Regions from separate parts of the Homo sapiens genome. Here region 2 is linked to region 1. The links are chromatin contacts, found by Hi-C or POLR2A ChIA-PET in ENCODE. All regions are on one chromosome and are shown on one strand. Each heading gives the region's core, a stretch centred on a gene start or an enhancer-like site at or near the end of the contact. The rest is flanking DNA. Distances are from core to core; before and after follow the strand shown.

The links. A loop is a pair of places that touch in the nucleus more often than their neighbours do. ChIA-PET counts read pairs that join two places held with the same protein, here RNA polymerase II (POLR2A). Pooled maps may share reads with other maps.
Region 2: a map of posterior cingulate gyrus shows a loop between it and region 1 (3-fold over the local background). The contact joins two enhancer-like sites. A Hi-C loop is called at or near these places in 1 of 168 maps with a recorded cell type or tissue (posterior cingulate gyrus), 1 of 37 single-sample maps with no recorded cell type and 5 of 50 pooled maps. POLR2A ChIA-PET finds 5 or more read pairs at or near these places in 1 of 52 experiments (activated naive CD4-positive, alpha-beta T cell).

Annotation. Positions count from the first base shown.
Region 1 is chr18:35,808,410-35,811,348 of GRCh38, reverse strand. No RefSeq gene overlaps it. Among named protein-coding and RNA genes, the nearest start is that of MIR187, 95 kb to the left of the region's middle. Within about 2 kb of position 1,473, at least 2 of the 41 ENCODE cell types and tissues checked have a DNase peak (open chromatin) inside an H3K27ac peak, as active enhancers do.
Region 2 is chr18:35,860,291-35,863,389 of GRCh38, reverse strand. No RefSeq gene overlaps it. Among named protein-coding and RNA genes, the nearest start is that of MIR187, 43 kb to the left of the region's middle. Within about 2 kb of position 1,494, at least 2 of the 41 ENCODE cell types and tissues checked have a DNase peak (open chromatin) inside an H3K27ac peak, as active enhancers do.

The DNA of each region.
Region 1 (2,939 bases), core at 224-2,723:
CCAAACCACTGCCTAATCCTATAATAGGTTTTTTTCTGAAATCTTCTTACTGAGATCCCTTCCACCATAGTCCCCATGGTGTGCATTCTTCCTCGCTGTAAGGGGTAATGAACCCAAATGGTTCAACTACAGGCATTGACATTTATTTTGATGCTCAAATTGTCCTAGATTTGGCCTGTAGGCTGCAGTCCTTTTGACAGATCCTTATTATTGTTGTTTGAGCATTTTCCTGCTTTCTAGCACAACAAGATGCTCCAGGTTCACCTCGTATATTCTCTGTTCCAGCCCTGGAACCAGTAACTTCTCCAAGAAGCCCTGGGTTCTTTTAGCAGGAAATGGTACTTAAAAGTGAATGTCTGGGTCTAAGTGTGCTCATTGCTTTTGGGGTGTCACTGCTCCCAGGGCTGGGAAGAGCTACGAAATACATATATGTATTCTTATACACACACACACACACATAAACATTTGTATCTATATTTCTCTCTCTTTACTTACACACACACACACACACACACACACACACTCTGATACTCCCAAATTCAGCACCATAGGTTCATTCTAGTTGTCTCCTTCCTGATTTGTAGCGCTCTTTTTCTGGCAATGAGGAACCTGGCATCATCCTTAATACATCCACTTGTTTGGGTAATCCACCAGTAGTTAGCCAATCTCCCTTCTCTGGCCCACCCCTCCCCCTGCTGATGCCTGGACTCAGAGACCCTGTGCTGGGCTGTCCCCTCATCGGGATGCCCTCTGTATCCTGCTTGGAGTTTAAATGTTTAAAAACACTTAAATTTTACTTACATGTTTGTTAAAGCATTTGTTTATATTTTACTTTAATGTAATCTGTGACCAGCAGCATCCTCGACGGTGGGAACAGCACAGCAGAGCTGTCTCTGTGAGGCTCTTTCTTTCTTTTTTCCCACATAATAATACACATCATACCACAAGGCTTTCATGGGCATCTGAATGCTGTAAATTTTGCCAGCAAAGGTACATTCTTCTCATCTCCTTTTGCTTCTGGGACTGTCTTGACAGGCTGTGATTTGTGGGTCTGTGTTTGTGGTGTGTGTGTGTGTGTGTGTGTGTGTGTGTGTGTGTGTGTGTGACTAAGGAGCCACAGGCTGGGAAGGTATTTGCCAACCTCAGTCTGCTCTGGGCTCCTGCATTCACCCTGCTGTGGGCAAGGAAACTGTTCCTCACTGCATGTTCTCAGTGGCTCAGCTGGAGGCCCCCAGGGGTCCTTGGTGATGGGTGGTCTGCTGGAGGCTGTGAGAGAATTCTCTCTCCTGCAGACCAGACCTGTGTTAGGTGAGCACTTTCTGGGAGCCAGGCTCTGGGCTGAGTGCTTCATGGCTAAATCCATTTGTCTCATGTAATCCTTACAACAGCTCTGTGAGGAAGGTGTTAGCAACCGCATCTTCTGAAAGAGGAAATGGAAAGGTTAGATCATGTTTATGGGGCTGTCACAGCAGCTGCGGCCAGCCTGGACTCATAACCATGAAGCTATCTCAACCCACAACAGCACACCCTTCCCCCTGTCCCCACCAACTTTATGAAAGGCAAGGGCAATTTCATTATAGTGTAAAGCCTTAGCAGTTCAAGGAACATATAGATTGTCCAATGCAAGCATATGTTATGGTTACAAAATCACCTTTATATAGCTGGAAGCCCCAGTCTGACTTCTCTCTCTCTGCTTTATCATGGACCACCTCTACCCCAGGTCTCCTAATGGAATTTGAGGATTTTGATTTCTGTTGCTGTCCAAGACAACCTCATCCCTTAGACTCCAGACCCCAAACATACTTAGGAGCCCAGCAAACTCATATTGTGGTTCTCTCAGCCCTTGAGACTCCCCAGTTCTTTCTGGGACCTTCTTTCATCCCTGTATCTGAGCGTACTCTTTCTTCTTCTCCAAGGGTGTGATGGTGCCAGCAGGGCTAAGCTGGAGTTTTTCATGGCATGATCATCTAATCTCCTGGTCTTAGCCTTCTGGATCTACAAACTGGGGCATAAAAAAAGACTAGGCACCCATTGTGCCTCAGATCCATGCCAGCCTTTCCTCTGTGCTTCTTTTTGATCACAGGGAACTGCATTTCCCAGGCTCCTTTACTCCATGGCTTCTAGTAGGCATGGCCCATGGGAAGCCTGGTGGAAAACTAGAGGGAGGAAGGAAAGGAACTGCCTGGTGCTTTTTGCCCTTTTGCTTGGCTTCCTGCATCTCAGCATTGGTGGCTGTGTTTCCTTCATGGCTCCAGTTTCTTCCAGACAGCCCTTCCCTTAGGGTCCCAGCTCCCACAGGGCTATCCCACCAGTTTCAGCATCTGCTGGTTTTGGCCTCTAGTAACGACTTCCGCTTCCCTTTTTCATGGGCCTTCATGTATTATTGGCTTCCTTCTGTGGCTAATCCCTGCCTTTCTCCTCTCCCCTATTTAAATCGTAAATTCTTCTGTCAGCTGATGAACCAATTTCCTGTATTAAATTCCTCCATCCAGGCCAGGGACGGTGGCTGACACCTGTAATACCAGTGGTTTGGGAGGCTGAGGCGGGAGAATTGCTTGAGCTCAGGAGTTCAAGACCAGCCTGGGCAATACAGCAAGACCCCCCCTCTGTAAAAAATAAAAATAATTAGCCAGGCAAAGTGGCAGTGCACACCTTTAGTCCTAGCTTCTTGGGAGGCTAAGGTGGGAGGATTCCCTGGGCCTAGGAACTCAAGGCTGCAGTGAGCTATGATTGTGCCACTACACTCCAGCCCGGGCCACAGAGCAAGACCCCCTGTCTGTCTGTCTGTCTGTCTCTCTCTCTCTCTCTCTCACACACACACACACATACATACACACACACACTTTTTAAAAAATAAAGTTCTTCATCCAAAGGCCAATTCTTACCAAGTAGTTTGAGAACCATTGAAGGGAGAGGCTTTTATTCTTTTACTTCTCCCT
Region 2 (3,099 bases), core at 245-2,744, 52 kb before region 1:
TATCTGTGTTCTTTTACATGAAGAATTCCAAAATGTATGAAACATGCTATGTGGATAATACCTAAATTTATTGAAAATGTGCTATAAGCAGGCACTTTTTACCCCACATTCAAATGAAGAAACAGAGGGGTAAATAGCTTGTGCAAACTCTCCCAGCCAGCACATGTAACTGCACCACTTCTGTCAGAGTTGAGGCCAGCTTCACTAGGTTGCAATCTCCCTAGGCCTCGGTGTCTGTATCTGTACTGGTTGGGCTAGATCATTTCTTGCATTTTTCTCAGCTCTAAGATTCTGCATAACTCTACCGAGACTCCAATTAAAGTGTAGAAAAGAAATTAAACTTCCGCTTTTCTTTCTCAGGGATTCTACCTGCACTTCAGCACACTAGCAGAACCTCATATTTGCCCCTATTCAATTTCCTGAGATCAAATTTATTGGGTTGTGAGCACTGGCTGGCCTGACGAGTGCTTCTGGGGTCAGTAGTTCTGCATCTGCTGAAATACTGATGCCATCACATCCACTGTTCCCCCTACTTGGCAGCATTTGCAGTCTGATGCTCAGACCCTCTGGACCTTCATGCAGTCACTGGTCTCACACAGTAGCCCACACTGGCCTTTAGGGTTCTCATATTGCCATAAGAAATGCTTCTAGGACATAAGAGAACTTTGTGCACTGCTATTGGAGTCTTGTCAACAAATATACCACAATGTTACAGTCTTGTCAATGCACCACAACAAAGCAGTCTCTTGTTGCCCAAGGTACCACGACAAAGAAAATTAAGAAGCACAGACACCAAGGGTGAGATTGGAGCAAGAGGTTAATAAGCAAAAGAAGAAAGCTCTCAGCTGCAAAGAGCAAGCCCAAAAGAGGGTTGCCATTTTTACAATTGAATGCAAAGGCTTTTATAAGAAACCAATAAGGGTTGGGCATCTCATTTGCATAAGGTGTGAATTTCTGGTAGCTCCACCCCATCCTCCTAATGTGCATGTGGGCCCTTAGTTTGAGTTACTCCATATTGCTTTGTTCCCTTTACTGCACATGTATCGGGGGATGGAATTTTCCATTGTGGGCATGTCTGGGTAAGTCACCCGTGTAGCCTTTCTTATCTGTGCACTGTGGGCATGTCTTAGGCAAGCCTCCCTGTACAAGTTGCCTTATCTGTGCCTGCAGCTCGATTTTTCAGGCTCTTCTTTTGTTTGAAAGAATTCAACCAAGGACCCACCCTAACTACCTGACTGACCATTTTCTTCCTTTCTCCTCTCTCACTGCTGTCTCGAGAACTGTTCTATAAAGGGTCCCCAAATGTTCTTTCCTGGAATAATCACCTATGGTACAAACCACAGTGAACTGTGACCACAGTCTGTGGGTCAGAATGTGAATCTGAGCAAGTCATTTAATCTCCCTGGCTGGCTGTGGTCAGTGAGATCAGCTGTGAGTGGATGCTGTGAGCTCCCTGGCAGGGTGGGGTGCTACTGATGGGACTTTAAGCAGCTTGCTCACATCACACTTCACTATTTTGTCCCCTGCAGGTTTCATTCCACAGTGGCTCTGCAAGCCATGTTTCCTTTTTTGGTAAGCTCCTTCTCAGTAAGATCGGGAGCTTTACTTGTGGTAAAAGAAGAGGATGGGTCTTCTTTTCTAGGCTTTTTTCCTTTCACCCCCAAACCTAAGCAAGAACCTGGTCTTTTCTTTATCAACATATGTCCCAGTTTGCAAGAAAAATAATTCTTTTCATCACAGGGGGTACTTTTTACCCTTCACGCCCCAGTCTCTGGAATGCAAACACAGACCAAGCTGCTGTCACATTTTACTGGCAGAGAAACCCTGGCACTATTTTGGGAGACCGTATTAGTCAGCGTTCTCTGGAGGGACAGAACTAATAGGATTTATATATTTATATAAATCCTATTAAATTATATATATAAACACACACACATATATATGTATATAAAGGGAAGTTTATTAAATATTAACTGACATGATCACAAGGTCCCACAATAGGCTGTCTGCAAGCTGAGGAGCAAAGAGAGCCAGTCCGAGTCCCAAAACTGAAGAATGTAGAGTCCAATGTTGAGAACAGGAAGCATCCAGCACGGGAGAAAGATGTAGCCTCGGAGGCTAGGCCAGTCTCCTCTTTTCACATTTTTCTGCCTGCTTTATATTCTAGCCTCACTGGCAGCTGATTAGATTGTGCCCACCCAGATTAAGGGTGGGTCTGCCTTTCCCAGCCCACTAACTCAAATGTTAATCTCCTTTGCCAACACCTTCCCAGACACACCCAGGATCAGTACTTTGTATCCTTCAATCCAATCAAGTTGACACTCAGTATTAACCATCACAAGTCCACTGCTTGTCAACTTGAACCCATACACAATCTCCTGAGATCATACATAATCTTTAAATAAAGACAATAATAAGGTCATAATATGTCTAACATAATACAACTATCCTTTGTACAACCAGAAACTCACCAATCCCCAACCCAAATACTATTATATAAAGTTAACAATACTTAAATGCTGATGTGAAGTCAATAAATCTTATGTCACATGATAAAGGAAAAGGGAAACAAAATTCAGATATTTTCTTAGTACAAGTGTATACATGAACAAACATGTTTTTAACAAAAGAAGAAGAAAATACTCATGACAATTACAGTCCTCGTTTCTGCAGCTAGTCACATGGTCATAGCTGGTATTGATGACTACCTTCTTCTACTACCCATTCTGTATTCCCTTTGGCTCCAGCAAGCACCTCAGGAGGTCATGGTTTTTTTTCCTAATGGAGTGACCCAAACCTTCATTCCTGAGGGGTCAGGATCATCTGTAGTCCTGCCTGGATTGGACTGTTGTAGTTTCTCATTGACCTTAATCACAATATTAAGAGATGCCCTAATGGATTTCCTGTTTTTCATGCATACTCTTTCTTACCTTCTTTGTGGAGTAGTAGACTGATTTCATCTTGATAGTTCAGGTCAATCACCCCAGCCAACACTGTAGCTCCCTTCTTAGGCCTGTTGACTTAAAGGTAGGAGGAGCCCAAAGTGGCCAGGTGGCAATCTTAACTTTCAGTTTAATGGAATTGTTGTTGTGTCTCCTG